Linked DNA regions of Mus musculus: regions 2, 3 and 4 are each linked to region 1. The links are chromatin loops, found by intact Hi-C in ENCODE. Cell type or tissue: heart. All regions are shown on one strand. Region 1 overlaps Mterf1b (mitochondrial transcription termination factor 1b). Region 2 has its middle 8.9 kb from the start of Fzd1. Region 3 holds the start of Cyp51 (cytochrome P450, family 51). Region 4 holds the start of Fzd1 (frizzled class receptor 1).

The links. Peaks named below come from ENCODE experiments on the same cell type or tissue, not always from the same donor. Only the 100,000 strongest peaks of a DNase experiment are listed, where the experiment ranks them.
Region 2: a loop joins it to region 1, with 4 times the contacts of the local background. A loop is called at or near these places in 4 of 42 quality-filtered maps.
Region 3: a loop joins it to region 1, with 5 times the contacts of the local background. A loop is called at or near these places in 22 of 42 quality-filtered maps.
Region 4: a loop joins it to region 1, with 2.3 times the contacts of the local background. A loop is called at or near these places in 4 of 42 quality-filtered maps.

The regions. Positions count from the first base shown.
Region 1 is chr5:4,192,747-4,196,746 of GRCm38, reverse strand. It overlaps Mterf1b (mitochondrial transcription termination factor 1b), which reads right to left. Exons shown (of 2, transcript NM_001042670.1): 2 at 1-411. The coding sequence starts at 386. Among named protein-coding and RNA genes, the nearest start is that of Mterf1b, 2.4 kb to the right of the region's middle. In heart, a CTCF peak has its summit at 2,391 (motif pointing left); no DNase peak of the experiment used is centred here; H3K4me3 peaks cover 829 bases.
Region 2 is chr5:4,765,134-4,769,133 of GRCm38, reverse strand. No RefSeq gene overlaps it. Among named protein-coding and RNA genes, the nearest start is that of Fzd1, 8.9 kb to the right of the region's middle. In heart, no CTCF peak of the experiment used is centred here; no DNase peak of the experiment used is centred here.
Region 3 is chr5:4,103,034-4,107,033 of GRCm38, reverse strand. Cyp51 (cytochrome P450, family 51) reads left to right here and starts at 2,337. Exons shown (of 10, transcript NM_020010.2): 1 at 2,337-2,900. The coding sequence starts at 2,727. In heart, no CTCF peak of the experiment used is centred here; DNase peaks (open chromatin) are centred at 2,283 and 2,543; H3K4me3 peaks cover 2,228 bases; H3K27ac peaks cover 2,178 bases.
Region 4 is chr5:4,755,801-4,759,800 of GRCm38, reverse strand. Fzd1 (frizzled class receptor 1) reads left to right here and starts at 1,585. Exons shown (of 1, transcript NM_021457.3): 1 at 1,585-4,000. The coding sequence starts at 2,221. In heart, a CTCF peak has its summit at 1,718; DNase peaks (open chromatin) are centred at 1,670, 2,440 and 3,450; H3K4me3 peaks cover 3,376 bases; H3K27ac peaks cover 3,310 bases.

The DNA of each region.
Region 1 (4,000 bases):
AGATCCCACCGTTTTGAAAGACTTTCAGGAGTGCGTGTTATAGCTCGTGGATATCTTGATATGATGCTACCAATCACTTTGTCACTAGCTCCCTTGGACAGAAGGAATATCTTCAGCTCCTGCTCATTCGTAACAGCCTTGTTAAAAACTCCAGGCTGTCGCCTCCTTGCCATGTCGATATCAACGCCCATGGTGACTAAGTTGCTCAGCAGGTCCTCCCTCTCCTCCTCCAAAGACTCCTTGTCCTTACTGTCGCATTCCACACTAAACGTCCTGAATGAAATCGACTTGAGGAAAACTTCTGCTGAATACTGAAGCATCCAGCCTCTTAAATCAAAGAGAAAGTTTCTTCTCACACACCAGATGTTTCTTGATGCCATAATCATCAGGTAGCCCAAAGTTTTTCAAATGCTGTGTAAAATAACATATAATGTTAACATACAATATTATGTGACTAACTAATGACAATATCCGGATCCTTTAAATGCAAGGGGCCTCTCCAGGAGAAAGCATCCCGCCCTCCAGCTCTCCTGGTTCTGCACTCACCTCCTGCCTCATGGCTTCTGTTGGGTCCCTATGGACTCAAGGCTCTTCCTCTTTGACTTACAGAGAAGCAGAACACCATGCTGCCCCAAGCTGCCCTGCCCTTGTATTGTTCTTTTAGTTCACTGTGCCTGCTTTGACTCTCCAGAATCATTTACTCCTCTCCACCTCTTCTCTTTTCTGTGGTTTCTGACATCTTTGGCTTGTTCCTAAGAAATTGCCCTTTAATTACAATTCAACTTTCAACTTGCCAGATGTCTGAACTGAACCTGCCACAGACACTAGATCTCTTTGCTTCTGGCTACCTCAAACTCTAAATGAAGCTCTAAAAAAAACACACTTCAGATTATCTAATTTGCATCTTTAATGTCTTTTTTAGACATATGATACCCTTTAAATGGATCATACACACACACACACACACACACACACACACACACACACACATCTGTAGACAAAAGATGCCAACATTAATCTCTATCTCAGTTTTCCAAACTGTTTTCTTGGTTGCAATGCCATAATTCTAAACTCATTTCCATCTTCATATTGATATAGTTGAGGGATGGACTGTAATTCAGAGGTAGGTCAGTGATACATTATATATCCTTAGCATGCATGAAGATTTGAGTTCAATTCCCCAATACCAGAAAGGAGGAGAGAGCAATTAATTTTCTAATTCAAAGTTGTTAGGTCTTAAACCTGGGACAAGAGTTTGCCAAGAACACTAGCTGAAGTATTCATTAAACATATCAAAGTTGACCTGGCTGCCAGGTTCTCCCATCATCCCTCAGTCCTTATCTGTTACAAGGTCCTCCTGGCTGGCATATCCCACCTCTACCCTGAACTCTCCAGTCAGAGGCTGGGCTGCCCATCCCCCTCCAGCCATTTCAGCAACGCCAGGCCTTTTGTTCCTTTTTGGCCTTTTTGTCTCTTGGCTGCTGCTCAAGGTTGCCCTCTCTTCCTGTCCTCTCCTCCCTCCTCACATGACCCAGCTCAGTCTGCCACTCATATCCACTCTAGATCCTTCTAGATGCCTCTGGCTGTTTTCTCCCTCATATATACAATCACCCTTCTGTTACAACAAATCCAGGAACAGCCATGTCCTCCTTTAATTTTTTTTTTCCAGTCAAGGGTGTGGGCCCCAGTAGATCCAACATTCTGATGATGGCCATATAACCAAATGAATACAGACAATACTAACTGAATTTAATGGCTTTAAAAAAAAGAGCTCTTGACTCTAGCTGCATATGTATCAAAAGATGGCCTAGTCGGCCATCACTGGAAAGAGAGGCCCATTGGACACGCAAACTTTATATGCCCCAGTACAGGGGAACGCCAGGGCCAAAAAGGGGGAGTGGGTGGGTAGGGGATTGGGGGTGGGTGGGTATGGGGGACTTTTGGTATAGCATTGGAAATGTAAATGAGCTAAATACCTAATAAAAAATGGGAAAAAAAAAGAGCAAGAACAAAAACTTCAATGGTTATGGAATGGGATGTGAATTTAGGAGGAGCTGGAGGAGTGGAGTGAATGTGATCAAAATACACTGTATTAAATTCTCAATTAATTAATAAAATATACATATAAAAAGAAAAAGAAAAGAAAAGAAAGAAAGAAAAGAAGAAGAAGAAAGAAAGAAAGAAAGGAAGGAAGGAAGGAAGGAAGGAAGGAAGGAAAAAAGAAAGAAAGAAAGAAAGAAAGAAAGAAAGAAAGAAAGAAAGAAAGAAAGGAAAAGAAAAGAAAAGAAAGAAGGAAAAGAAAAGAAAGAAGGAAAGAAAGAAGAAAGCAAGCTCTATCTAGCATGTACAATCCAACCTTTTCCCTTCCAGATGCTCATGGATGACCTCTGCTGGATAACTGGACAGAAGACTATCACATTACAGTCAGCCAAGTTTTATAAGAAGCGTTATAAATAAGCATGCAAAATTATCCAATAGACAGTATCAATTTTCAATTATACTTGTCTTATCCTGTGACAATTTCTATTTTACATACATTTTATAACAAATACAATATGAATAATAAATTTTTAAAAATCAGTCACTAAGGATACATATACTAAGTCTATCAGCTTGAAGATTACTACCAGACAGCTCATTCCTTTCAGATGATTAGCACCACGGTAAACGATAAACATGACACAGAATATTCAACAGAAATTCTAATACCAATAAAATAAGAAAAAGGTTTGCTAAGACTCCTAAGAAAAGGGTAAAAAAAACTATTAGTTTGTTAGACTTGTCACAAGTAGATTTTTGTTTCTCTTTATATAACTTATCCTCCAAATAAATATTTTCTAAATGTATCAACATATAAAGTTGAACTGAGCATCCATGCAGCACCCAAAGTAGCGCTCCTCTGATTAATGTCATTGTGGTAAGCACCCCCAGGAGGGTTTTACATTCTCTCTCTTCCTTACCAAATCAACTTCACTCAAAACAGCAACAAAGCAATCTTGTTCCTGCCTATTTTAGTCTCAGTGTCCTTGCTGTCTTTTCATTATTTTTAACTGACATAACAAATAATGGAATCTGTATCTATCTTCCCAAAGTCCCTCTTTTACTTTCATGTCACACACATGAGTGTGTGTGTGTGTATTCTCCATTAGAAGCATGTCCTATTGTTTTTCCTCATAATTCTCATATTCCCATCACCTTCTCAGTAGATGCTCTCTCCCCTCAGCACTTACTACTACTATCTTATCAAACTCAAAGCTCACATATGAGCGCACTCGCAGGCGGGAAAGCACGTGCACTTTTCTGAGTTAAATTGTCTTTTCTTTCAGAAAAGAAAAAGGGTCATTTTCATGAACCCAAGTTGTATTTGCAAGTCATTGTATAAACACAATGTCCTTTTAAAAACAGATTGTTGAGCTGAATTTGTAACCTCTGGCAAATTAACTATCCCAAGACAAATTTTAAAAAAAGCAAATATCGAATAATTGCCTTCAATCTTCCTCTAAAATAAACCATTTTCTTAAGCTTCGTTAAATTTCATGAATATCACCAACATCTTGGTGACTGTAACTACCGAGGTTCAAGATGGAAGATTTATGTCCCTGTCCCTTCCCGTCCCCTCCACCCCACCCCATCCCACAGCTGGAAAGCTAACAGGTGTTTAAAGAAAACTGCTAATCTTTGGGAATTCCACAATCCCGCTACTCTTTTGACACAGCATTTAAGTGTACAGGGTTGTTTTGTTTTGTTTTGAACAGAACTACATATCGATGTCGACTTTGTCATAAGAGACTTTAGATCTCTCCAGAAAAGGTAAAAACCGATGTTTCTACCACCACACCACTAATTTGGAAAAGAAAAAGGCAAAAATATCGCCAGTGTAGTAGAGAATAAAGAAGTCCAGGTCAAATCATTTTTGTGAGATGCACGACCTCTCGCAAACTAAACATTTCTCAGTCATAATAAAAAGAAAACGGCAACGCATGGGGGGAAGGTAGCGGAA
Region 2 (4,000 bases), 570 kb before region 1:
TGACCAAAAGCAACTTGTGGAGGAAAGTTTATTTCAGCTTCCAACTCAGATCACACTTCACCACCAAAGGAAGTCAGGGCAGGAACTTAAGACAGGAATCTGAAGGCAGGAATTGATGTAAAGACCATGAAAAAATACTTTTTACTAGGTTGTTCCTCATGTCTTGCTCAGCCTGCTTTCTTGTATAACCAAGGACCACTTATAGAAGGGAGAAGGACACTGCATTGGTCCTGGTGAGCTGGATCTTTCCACATCAATCAGTAACCAAGAAAACACTCTATGGATTTGTTTACAAGCAAACTGAAGGAGACATTTTTCTCAGTTGAGTTTCCAGATAACTCTACCTTGTGTCAAGTTGACAAAAAATAACTAGGACAAGTTGTAACTTACCAGAGAAGCAGTGGAAGGACATCCAGAACTTCCTAGAGCCTCTGATGGTTCCAACATGCAGAGGCCAGAGCAGCCATGACAGCCACTTGTGCCAGGCACAGAAGCTTAGGGGTGGGTAGAAATAAGAGACATAAGAGAAATGCCATTTCTTGCCTATAACAATTCCCATATACTAGGAAATCAAGGGGGAAAGGCTGGTGGGTTGAAATTTCAGCAACCAAATTGGTTCTAAAGCCGCAGAGCTCTGAACACGCCCATATTCTCCATTCCTAGCATTCCCATGGTTGGCATCACAAGGGTTATTATACTCCTCTACCCGAACATTGAGGGATTTTAGTAAACTGCAGGCTCCTGCAGAACATGGACTTCTAATTTATCAATAAATGTGTTTCTTTGTAATTTTATAGTTTTGGTAGAACATGAACTTGCTAGATAACTCAGTCTGATGTGTGAAATCTGAGTTTAAGGAACGGGGCTTTGTAATTCTGTTAGTGATCTGTTTCCTAATTGCCCTGAAAGATAAAATAACTTTGCCTCAAACGTGTCTTGATAAGAGTTCAGTTCTGGATGTCAACCATTTCTGAACTGTGGGGTGACATCCACCTAAGTGTCAAGGACAAAAGCTGATTTCCCAGCAGTCACAGGCCAGCAAGCCTCAGGCCTGGTGACTCATCTCATTCTTCTTGGGGAAGGCTTCAGCTCCATCAGTCTGAGCTTGCCCAGTCTTGTCAGGAAAATACTCTGCTGAGGTACAGGTGCCTATGTAGGGGTGAGGTATTTTTGTCTGTTTGCTGTGTACCCAGGGCCACTAAATCTGTTTCAGAAACAATTTTATTCAAGAGTTCTCCAAATAAAGAAAGCGATATCTTTAAAAATAATTTTTGAGCAGCTCTTTAGTCTAGCTAGCTGAAGAGGAAAACTTTAGCCTACTGGTTAAGCTCCTTTATTTTCCAGCCAGCCAGCCTTGTTCTCCATTGTTCTGTTCATCAGGGTGTGACTAATTTTTTCTCCTCCTCATGTTTCCCTTTCCTAGTCTATGAAATGATGATAACAAAAGTTTGATTGAAAACCTACAACAACACAGTGAGCAATTGCTGCATCAATACCACAACTATCTTTAACCCTATAAGATAGTGTAATTATATACTGTAAATTCTGATTTCTCAGTACCTCAGACATTCTTCATTGCTATACATTCTACACGCACAGTGTTCCCACTCATGTGGTGTGTCCCCTGCACCTCCTTCTGCTCAAGGACGGTTGTGAGAATATTTTCGAAGCCATACTATGCCATTTCTGAGGCTCAACCGTCAAAGAGCACACAGCTCCCTGCTGCCTGCTGAAACCCCCAGCTACTGTTTAGCAAGCCCTGCAATGGTTACTGTAGGTGAGGTCACTTGTACTCTCTCTGGATGGCAGTATCATCAGAGTTCCTTTTGGAAGTGGATCCCTCTGCCCCTTCTTGCTTGAACTCACAACTGCCTAAGACACTCATTAGCAATTAGTATCCTCTCAGTTGCATTTCCAGTAATTTCTACTGATCTCAGCAATTATGAGATATATGAATGGACGCACTGTTACACCACTACACTTGGAACATTTTTCTGTACAACACTGGGGGACATTTGGAAACTAATGAATGCGGGGCAATAATGAGATTCAAGGGGGAAATTTCACCATATCAGAACATCATAACAAACCTTTATCTGTATGCACGCTTTTCAGTCCATGTGCATTTGGTAATCACTGCATCTTATTTTCCGTCTAAGCTACATGGTCTGTGGCAATCTGAAGGGCCCTCAGTACATGGGGCCATGTGACCTGAGAGGCCCCCAGGGGACGCACAGCAGTCAGTGCATGCAATCAGATTCTCTTCTGTGCTGCTGAGAACAGTTTAAGTAGACACTTACTGCATTCCATCTTATCAGGTCCATGATGAAGAGAAATTTGCGAAGTCAGAGAGCTATGAGAGTTCTTGCAAAGTCACTTGCCTGTTGATTAATATTCTGGCTTCCAAATGTAAACACACATACTGATAGAAGCCAGAAGATAAGCAATGCCCATGGAGTTGCACATAAAGAAACTGAGGCTAAATTAAACATGATAGGCTTACCAGAGAGGAATACTTCTTGCCTTTTACCTGGCATCGAGAATGTTCTACTGAATGGTCATTTATTTCAATGTAGAATTCAACGTGAGACTACAGAGCAGAGCAGCAAATGGTCTACCCTAGGCAAACACTTCTCTCAGGGAAAAGTCTACATTAAACTTACTGTTTTATCACCTTGCAGGCAGGCACATTTTCTCAAACTAAGGCTGGCACACTATGGTAGCCTGGTTGCTATCAAGGTCAAGTGTAATGGCCTTTTGACCTTGCCTTTATAGTGCTTGCTATCATTATACCAAAGATTCAAATGGCTGTCTCAGAGCTACGTTCTTGGAAGAATTTTGTATTTCCTAATGAGCTTTTTGGCAACAGAGGCCAAGGGTAGTGTTTGTCTTCCTTGGTGCCTCTGTGGCCAGTGTGTGTGGTAACAATGTTGGGAGCCTCATTTTAGAGCTCACAGGTTATTAAGTTTTTCTTTAATAAAAAAATTGTATTTACTTAGGATACAGGATGTCAACGAAACAGCATTTTTTTTTGCAATTACAGAGTGGTATTCAGTAAACAGAACAACAATTATCTTTGTATAAGCTGCATCAGAGACAACTGAAGATGGAAAAAAAAAAACCCCAAAATAACACCAAAAGAAAAGAAAACAGTACCCATAAGTAACCAATTTGTGCTGTGCACCAACAAGAACCTACTTTCAATTTCCATGACAATTTACAACCCCCAGACTGTACCAAGCAAGGTTAGTGGCTATTGAAAATACTACCAGGACAGGGCTATCTAAAGACACATTAGGTAGTGTGTTAACTATACCAAAAAAAAAAAAAAAAAAAAAAGACACTGTACAGTTTAAAAACAAATCTTACACAGCCTTACATTTCAATTTTTTTTCTTTAAAAGGAGTGAGTTGTGTACAGGGGGGTTAAATGCTTTATAGACAAGAAAAAAAACTGCACTAGAACCAACTTATTCATTATCATCTTCATCATCTTCATCTTCCTCTTCTTCTTCATCTTCTTCATCTTCCTCATCATCTTTCCTTTCCTTCTTTTTCTTTCTCTTTTCAGCCTTGACCACCCACTTTCTCCCTGCATCGGGTTTTCCTTTAGCTCTGTAGGCAGCAATATCCTCTCGTACTTCCCCTTCAGCTTGGCAGCCTTCTTCTCGTAGGGCTGTTCATCATCCGCTGCAGTGTTGTTCCACATTGCTCCTCGTTTCTTTGCAACATCACCAATGGATAAGCCAAGATGCTCGCCTTTGATTTTGGGGCGGTACTCAGAACAGAACAAGAAGAAGGCCGAAGGAGGCCTCTTGGGTGCAATCTGAAATTCTTACTATGAAAAGTGGCCACTTACCAGACTAGCATGGAGTGAAATAAGATTGCAGGCAATAATGTCTTCTAAGCAAAGATGTCAGTATAAGCCACATAATTTGTGGCCCTTATAGTTTTGGGGAGGGACTAAATCATCTGCTTGTGCAAAGACTGGCAATTTGACA
Region 3 (4,000 bases), 90 kb after region 1:
CAGGCTCGAACCCAGACATGAGAGCTACAGGCCAGCCCCAACAAGGTGATAGTTATGAAATATTACAGCCAGCAAGTTTTTAAACTTTTTTTGATGATTACCATTATTTCTGACAACTTGCCATGATTTCTTTACATTATATCCAGTGTGTCAAGACTTTTAGACTTGTATAAAGACTTGTTTTACACATTTTTATTTTCTAACATTGAGTCTACAAAAATGCATTACAAGTAACTTTTGTTTGTAAACATTGTGTACTGAAACTTTGTCAGTACATACAAAAATACTCTTTGGGATCTTGGCTCTTTGGACCACATGGTAATCTGTAACTCATAACAATTTTGTTTAGTCTCATTAACTTGGGTTGTCATGGTATTTCAGGTTGTAGTTATAAAGCCAGCTACAGATAATTACCAATCGTGGTGATATACATTCATAGATTCATTTTGACAGGGTATTTGACATAGATCATTACTATGTAGACTTGGCTGTCCTTGAACTCACTATGTAGACCAGGGTGGCCTCAAACTCGCTGACATCCACATGCCTTTGCCTCCCAGTGTTTGGTATTATAAACTATAGTTCACTTTTTGACTAATCATTGTTTAGAGCAACTGTCATAATTATGCCTGAAAGTTTGTGATTGAAAAAATGTAATTACTATTTTATTGTATAAGATGGTATATGAAATATTGCCATACTTATACATGATACTCAAATTAATCTTCCTTAACTGTTAAGTTTTAGAATTTGGGCTGGCTGTGATGGCATATATCTTGGATCCCACCTATCAATCCAGCTACAGAGGCTTGTGGACCTCTGTGAGAATGAGGTCAGCCTAGTATACATAGAGGTCCAGGCCTGCCAGAACTGTAACTCAAAAACAGATCAACAGCATCATTTTTTTTTAATAACACTGTACCTTTGATCTTTATTTAAGGGTTTTGATCTTTTAGGATTTCCATATTTGAGATTCCTAGTGTGCAATGTTAAGGCCCACTTGCCCACTGACAGATAACATCCTGGTATTCTGGAGTCTGTTGTTCATGTACTTTCACTTCCGTAGACAAGGTTGGTTGCACCAGCTGCACAGGAGGTGCTTGATGATACACAGGCAGGAGATGCATTGACTGGAAGGATGCTTGTCCCCAGTGGACTAAGGCTGGAAGCACCATAGCTTTGTGGGCTTGGCCTCTACAGGCACCTGTCTAATGTAGCTTGAGGCCATTCTTTGGGAATCATGGGTATGGACCTGGCCAGTGTCCATCTTCCTGGCCAGTATTAAATAAAGCTTTCTTTAATTGGATAATTGTGGAACTGGTCTTTCCCCTAGCAATTTTCAAGTTCAACAATGGCCTGAAGTCACTCCAGTAAGTCAAGACGTAGCACACAAGACAGGCTTAGAAATGAGTGAGCAAAATTCCTGTTGTAGATACTACTGCCAGAAATAAAGAGGCTCTTACCTACAGCAGTGACAATAAAAATGGAGTGTTACAAGATTTTGTGACTGATCTGAGGCAGGAGGATATTGGTATACAGCAGTGTCCATCCTATATAGACTTCCTACTAGGCACTTCCTACATAGGCAGGTGGCAGTCACCCTAGGGAAGAGGTAATGAGTGGGCTTCACTGACTGACTACGATAAAATGTGAGCTCTCTAGGTGGAATTATCTAGACGGTGGCTGGACCATCTTACTCATTCCTGGAGGTGCTTGCAGTTTTGCCAATCACTGCACAATCATCTCCAAACTTAGCAAAAAATCTAGCTCTTAACCCTGGTTAAATAAATAAATGTACCTGCCAAAGATCTGGAAGGAGGGTTAATTTGGAAACATGTCATCAGAGGTGCTTTATTTGTAGTGAGATCAGGGTAACTCCTGCTTCAGATCCAGCTATCAGAACAGGAGTTTGGGGACATCTGCCTCAGTTTACTTTATGGCCTGTATTTATTTTAAAAGACTTGTCTTGGTACAGCAGCACACCAAACAACTATCACTTGCTAGCAATGTGGCCCTACACGAACAACCTGTCAAGCAGATTGTACGGGTGATCCGATGGTCTCACCCTCCAGGTTGCATCTGCAGGAGTGTTTTTTTTTTTTTTCCAAGATTCGTGGTGCAGGGCTCACGAAGGGCTGGTCTCACAAAGCCCAGAGGTGACATCTCCGCGAATAGCCGCAGAGGCGGGCGCCCCACGGAGGGGGCGGTGCCCGGGCCGCCAGCTCTGCTGACGCCACATAGGCCGAGATCACCTCAGCAGCGCGTGGTGCAATCACAGAGCGCCTTCGCCTCTGCCGCTGTCCGCCACCAATCTGGTCCTGAGATCCCTCCGCCAGGCTCGTCCGTGCCCGCTGCCGGGGCCGTGCTCGTTAAGCACGCGGGACCTCGTGGTCTGCGGTTCTCGGGGCGCGATCATTTGTGCAGCCATCACTTTCTTCACCGAGTCCAAGTGCCACGGTAGAGCCTGCTTCCTCAGGTCCCCTCGGTGGCGCAAGAATCCCCGCACCTAGACGGAGGCGTGGCCACCAGAAGCCCCGCCCCGTCTGTGACGTCCTGGTGGCGCGCGAGCTGTCTGTGGGCGTGTGAAGGGCCCGGGCCAGACTAAGCCATCAGGCCGGGGCCGCCTCCCGACTTCTATCTGCCGGCTTCTCCTGCTCCATCTTTTCCGAGAAGCGGTGTGCGACCTCGGCCCCCAGCCTACCGGGCGGATCGAAGCGACGGTCGGGATGGTACTTCTGGGCTTGCTGCAGTCAGGCGGCTGGGTGCTCGGACAGGCGATGGAGCAGGTGACAGGAGGCAACTTGCTTTCCACGCTGCTCATCGCCTGCGCCTTCACTCTCAGCCTCGTCTACCTGTTCCGTCTCGCCGTGGGCCACATGGTCCAGCTGCCCGCTGGAGCGGTACGTGCACCTCGGGGTCCTCAGTCTGTGCCCCGGCTAAGCGGGCGGGCTCGGGGGGCGCTAGCGGTGGCGGGCGCGCGGGAGGCTGGGGTGGCGGCTGCAGACGCCCGTGCCTGATCTTTGCTGTTGTGGTGGTCTTTCTGGTCTCCTTGCTGGAACCTGAACTCGGGGGCTGTGCTGGCCGTCGCCGTTTCTGCTGTGATAGCGGCTTTGAACTTCTGGCTAGGATCCTACTTTGCAGCGTTTGTAGTCAGTGATGGATGTGCAGACTGGAGGCCTTGCTGGATGGATTTGGCTGGTCTGATTGCCTTGGCCATCCATGACTCTTAAGTGCAGAGCACTGTACTGACTTTACTGTTGGTTGTCAGAGGTGTTTGGGCTCTTTGTGAGGGCCTTGATGGCAAGTTAAGGGTAGCTGCATCCCCGGTGGCCATCACTCTTGATACTGCCCTGTGTGTTTAGTATACTGTGGGCTATTGGGCATAACGATGATTAATAGCAGTGTCAGGGAAATTGCAGACAGTTCATAAGTGACTTGAGAGTGTGGGAAGCGCTTTCCTGTGATGCTGTTAAAATACTGTTTCTCTAGTTTAGCGCTACACCAAACCACTAATTTCAAGCCTTCCAAATATAGTTCATGAATACCCTTGTAATCAACATTTGGTAGCTTTGAAAACCATCCCTTCGAAACTGACAATGGGATGTAAAAACTTAACCCAGCGTTAAGTTCCAACCAAGTTGCTTTAAAACTAATCTCTGAACCCAAGGGATCGATAGGCAGTTACTATTTCTTACTTTCATTAGATACATTTCAAAAGCTCACTATCATCATCATCATTTCTGAGATATTTATTATATCCCAGGGTGGCTGTAGAACTTGTTATGTAGCCAAGGCTCACCTTGGCATATCTTCCAGCCTTCACCCCTTGAGTGTGCAGTGCCTTCCTGTGTAGTCATTTCTGTTTTGAGTTCTTTTGAGGCTAAACCTTGTCTAACTATACTGTGTGTGTGTGTGTGGTTTTTTTAAACATTATTCTTAAGCAGGCTATCATATGAAACTTTCCTATTAATAAAATGAAAACTAAAATTTTCATTTTCTT
Region 4 (4,000 bases), 560 kb before region 1:
ATGTTTCTCCACGCGAGCCTGAGTCCTGCTCCCTCTTTCAGTCGCCCTGGAACCACTTCCCGCTTCTGTGGGGGAAAGCCACCTGCACTAGCTATCTATTGTTTGAACAGTTTGGTTCATGATATTTTGTACCAGCTAAAGAGCCCTTTCTTTCCTGTCATGACCAGGGCATGTTCTCCTTGCCTGCCCCTCAGAAACTTGAGGGGTTTGTTTGTTTGTTGCCTTTTTGTTTTGTTTTCTGTTTTGTGCTTTTCTCTTTTGCATTTTGCATCTATTTCTCCGATGACCCCTCCCATTCCTCATCTCCCGTGTTAGCAGGTCATTTACTTCCCTTGCGTCCCTTTTGAGAATGGGTGGGCACTGCCATCACTGGTGACGTTCCTGTGCCCACTGTACTATGCCCTCCTTTAAATATGTGCCAGGGCTTCCTCTGTGCTCCCTACCTCCTGAGACAGTGCTCACTGTATCATGGATGCTTGGTAAATATCTAATGAAAAGTGAATCTGTATAAAAGAAGATAGAAAATAATTCGGGAACAGTCTCGTGAGATAATATCTAATGAAAAGTGAATCTGTATAAAAGAAGATAGAAAATAATTCGGGAACAGTCTCGTGAGATAAGTCTAATCGAAGGGGGGGGGGACTCTTGATAGAATTAATAAAACATAATAGCACTTTATTGATAAATCCGACTCACACAAGTTCTTGAAAATAAACTTGCAAGAACAAGCATGTGTGTCTGCTGAGGTTGATTATCCTGGTTTGAGTCGACTGACTGACTGTGCTTGGTCTTTCAGACTCACTTTGGTCATGTGTTTTGTCCTTCAAACTAATAGCTTCAGCTTTGACTACTTCCACTGAGGAGGAACTTAAATGACCCAGGCCTCAGAAGTTCCCAACAGACCCTGCAGGGTCCCCAGTGTTTAGAAGCGGCCCTCAAATGGTCCCAGATTGATCCTCCTGTCTGGATGTATGGCTCCCGTGTCTCACGCTGGAGCACCCAATGCGTTGGTTCTCAAGCCGGTTTTCCTCCAGCATTTAATGAATAGCTTCTGTTTTCCTTTACTTCTGTTTCTGATACCATTAAAGAGAAGGGGGAAAGTTTGACTACACGACGCATACTACTCACAGGAGCATCTGGGTTTACAATTTACATCCCACCAAACTTTGCGTTTTGCTTTCATTTGACAGCGATCGGGGGAAATGGCGCGTCCAAAGTCCACCAAGGCCAGTCTGTGAGCTCCACGGTTTATTGGAGTCATAGTTTAAACAAAACCTCGACAGACTTAAATTCAAAGGAAACCCGACTCTCAAGTCAGGGGCACGCAATCAGAACGCAGCACTCAAAGTAGCAGTCTGTGACCAGAGAGTCGAGGGTAGGATTATAAAATATGAAGACAGATAAAAAGCAAGACAGAGCTAAATCCCCGCGGCCAGCCGACTCCTATTCATTATCTCCTGCCGCATATGGGACCATTCTCTTACTTGTCCTCGCCCTTTCTTCTGCAAAAGCAAAAGCGACCTAGCCTGTCCGGCTTCATAGCTACTCTTTGTGCCGGAGCGGAGTCTCTGCCACCGCCACCACTACTTCCTCCACCTCCTCCGGTCTGCTGCGGGCTCCAGTCCGGGCTCGGAGGGAAAGGGCTCCCTTTGCGCTGTGAAGCGGGTGCTGCGATTGGGCGACGGTCCCTGAGCCGCCAGCTCCGCGTCGGTTTCAAGGCTCCTCCCTCCCGGTGAAAGACAGACTGGGGGGCGCCTAGAAACCCGTTGGAGGGCGCGCGAGGGAGAGCAGAGGCTGCGAGTTGAGGGATTGACACAAATGGTCAGGCGGCGGCGGAGAAGGAGGAGGCGGAGGCGCAGGGGGGACCCAGGGCGGCTAGGCTGCCGAGAGTTGGGCGCTCCTCTGCCCGGCTGCGACCACTAACGCGGCGCCGCCTGACAAGAGCCACAGCCTGCCGCGGGCCAGGGAAGAGGGACGCGACCCCGGCGCGCCTGGACCACTCTTGCTCTCCTCGCCGCCCGCGCTTCATGAACCGCAAGTTTCCGCGGCGGCGGCGGCGGCTGCGGGACGCGGAGCAGAATCCCGGGGAGCGGGCAGAGAGCGGCCGCACCCCGACGGAGGGCACGGGCGACCAGCTCTCCCGGATCACAGTGGGAGCCACCACCCGCCGCGCCGCTGCCCGTCCCAGTCAATCCGCGCCGAGGAGGGAGCCGAAAAAGTATGGCTGAGGAGGCGGCGCCTAGCGAGTCCCGGGCCGCCGGCCGGCTGAGCTTGGAACTTTGTGCCGAAGCACTCCCGGGCCGGCGGGAGGAGGTGGGGCACGAGGACACGGCCAGCCACCGCCGCCCCCGGGCTGATCCCCGGCGTTGGGCTAGCGGGCTGCTGCTGCTGCTTTGGTTGCTGGAGGCTCCTCTGCTTTTGGGGGTCCGAGCGCAGGCGGCGGGCCAGGTATCCGGGCCGGGCCAGCAAGCCCCGCCGCCGCCCCAGCCCCAGCAGAGCGGGCAGCAGTACAACGGCGAACGGGGCATCTCCATCCCGGACCACGGCTACTGCCAGCCCATCTCCATCCCGCTGTGCACGGACATCGCGTACAACCAGACCATCATGCCCAACCTGCTGGGCCACACGAATCAGGAGGACGCCGGTCTGGAGGTGCACCAGTTCTACCCTCTGGTGAAGGTGCAGTGCTCCGCCGAGCTCAAGTTCTTCCTGTGCTCCATGTACGCGCCTGTGTGCACCGTACTGGAGCAGGCGCTACCGCCCTGCCGCTCCCTGTGCGAGCGCGCACGCCAGGGCTGCGAGGCGCTCATGAACAAGTTCGGCTTCCAGTGGCCAGACACACTCAAGTGCGAGAAGTTCCCGGTGCACGGCGCAGGAGAGCTGTGCGTGGGCCAGAACACGTCCGACAAAGGCACCCCAACTCCCTCCTTGCTACCAGAGTTCTGGACCAGTAATCCGCAGCACGGCGGCGGTGGTTACCGCGGCGGCTACCCGGGGGGTGCCGGGACGGTGGAGCGGGGAAAGTTCTCCTGCCCGCGCGCCCTCAGGGTGCCCTCCTACCTCAACTACCACTTTCTGGGGGAGAAGGACTGCGGCGCACCCTGCGAACCCACCAAGGTTTACGGGCTCATGTACTTCGGGCCAGAGGAGCTGCGCTTCTCGCGCACCTGGATAGGCATCTGGTCCGTGCTGTGCTGCGCCTCCACGCTCTTCACGGTGCTCACGTACCTAGTGGACATGCGGCGCTTCAGCTACCCGGAACGGCCCATCATTTTCCTGTCCGGCTGTTACACAGCGGTGGCGGTGGCCTACATCGCTGGCTTTCTGTTGGAGGACCGGGTGGTGTGCAACGACAAGTTTGCAGAGGACGGGGCGCGCACGGTGGCGCAGGGCACTAAGAAAGAAGGCTGCACTATACTCTTTATGATGCTCTACTTCTTCAGCATGGCCAGCTCCATCTGGTGGGTGATCCTGTCCCTCACCTGGTTCCTGGCAGCCGGCATGAAGTGGGGCCACGAAGCCATCGAGGCCAACTCACAGTATTTCCATTTAGCCGCCTGGGCTGTGCCAGCCATCAAAACTATAACCATCTTGGCGTTGGGCCAGGTGGATGGCGACGTACTGAGCGGAGTGTGTTTTGTGGGGCTCAACAACGTGGACGCACTGCGTGGCTTTGTGCTGGCGCCTCTCTTCGTTTATCTGTTCATTGGCACTTCTTTCCTGCTGGCCGGTTTCGTGTCACTCTTCCGCATCCGCACCATCATGAAGCATGACGGCACCAAGACAGAGAAGCTGGAGAAGCTCATGGTGCGCATCGGAGTCTTCAGTGTCCTCTACACTGTGCCGGCCACCATCGTCATCGCCTGCTACTTCTATGAACAGGCCTTTCGGGACCAGTGGGAGCGCAGCTGGGTGGCCCAGAGCTGCAAGAGTTATGCCATCCCTTGCCCTCACCTCCAGGGAGGTGGAGGAGTCCCACCACACCCGCCCATGAGCCCAG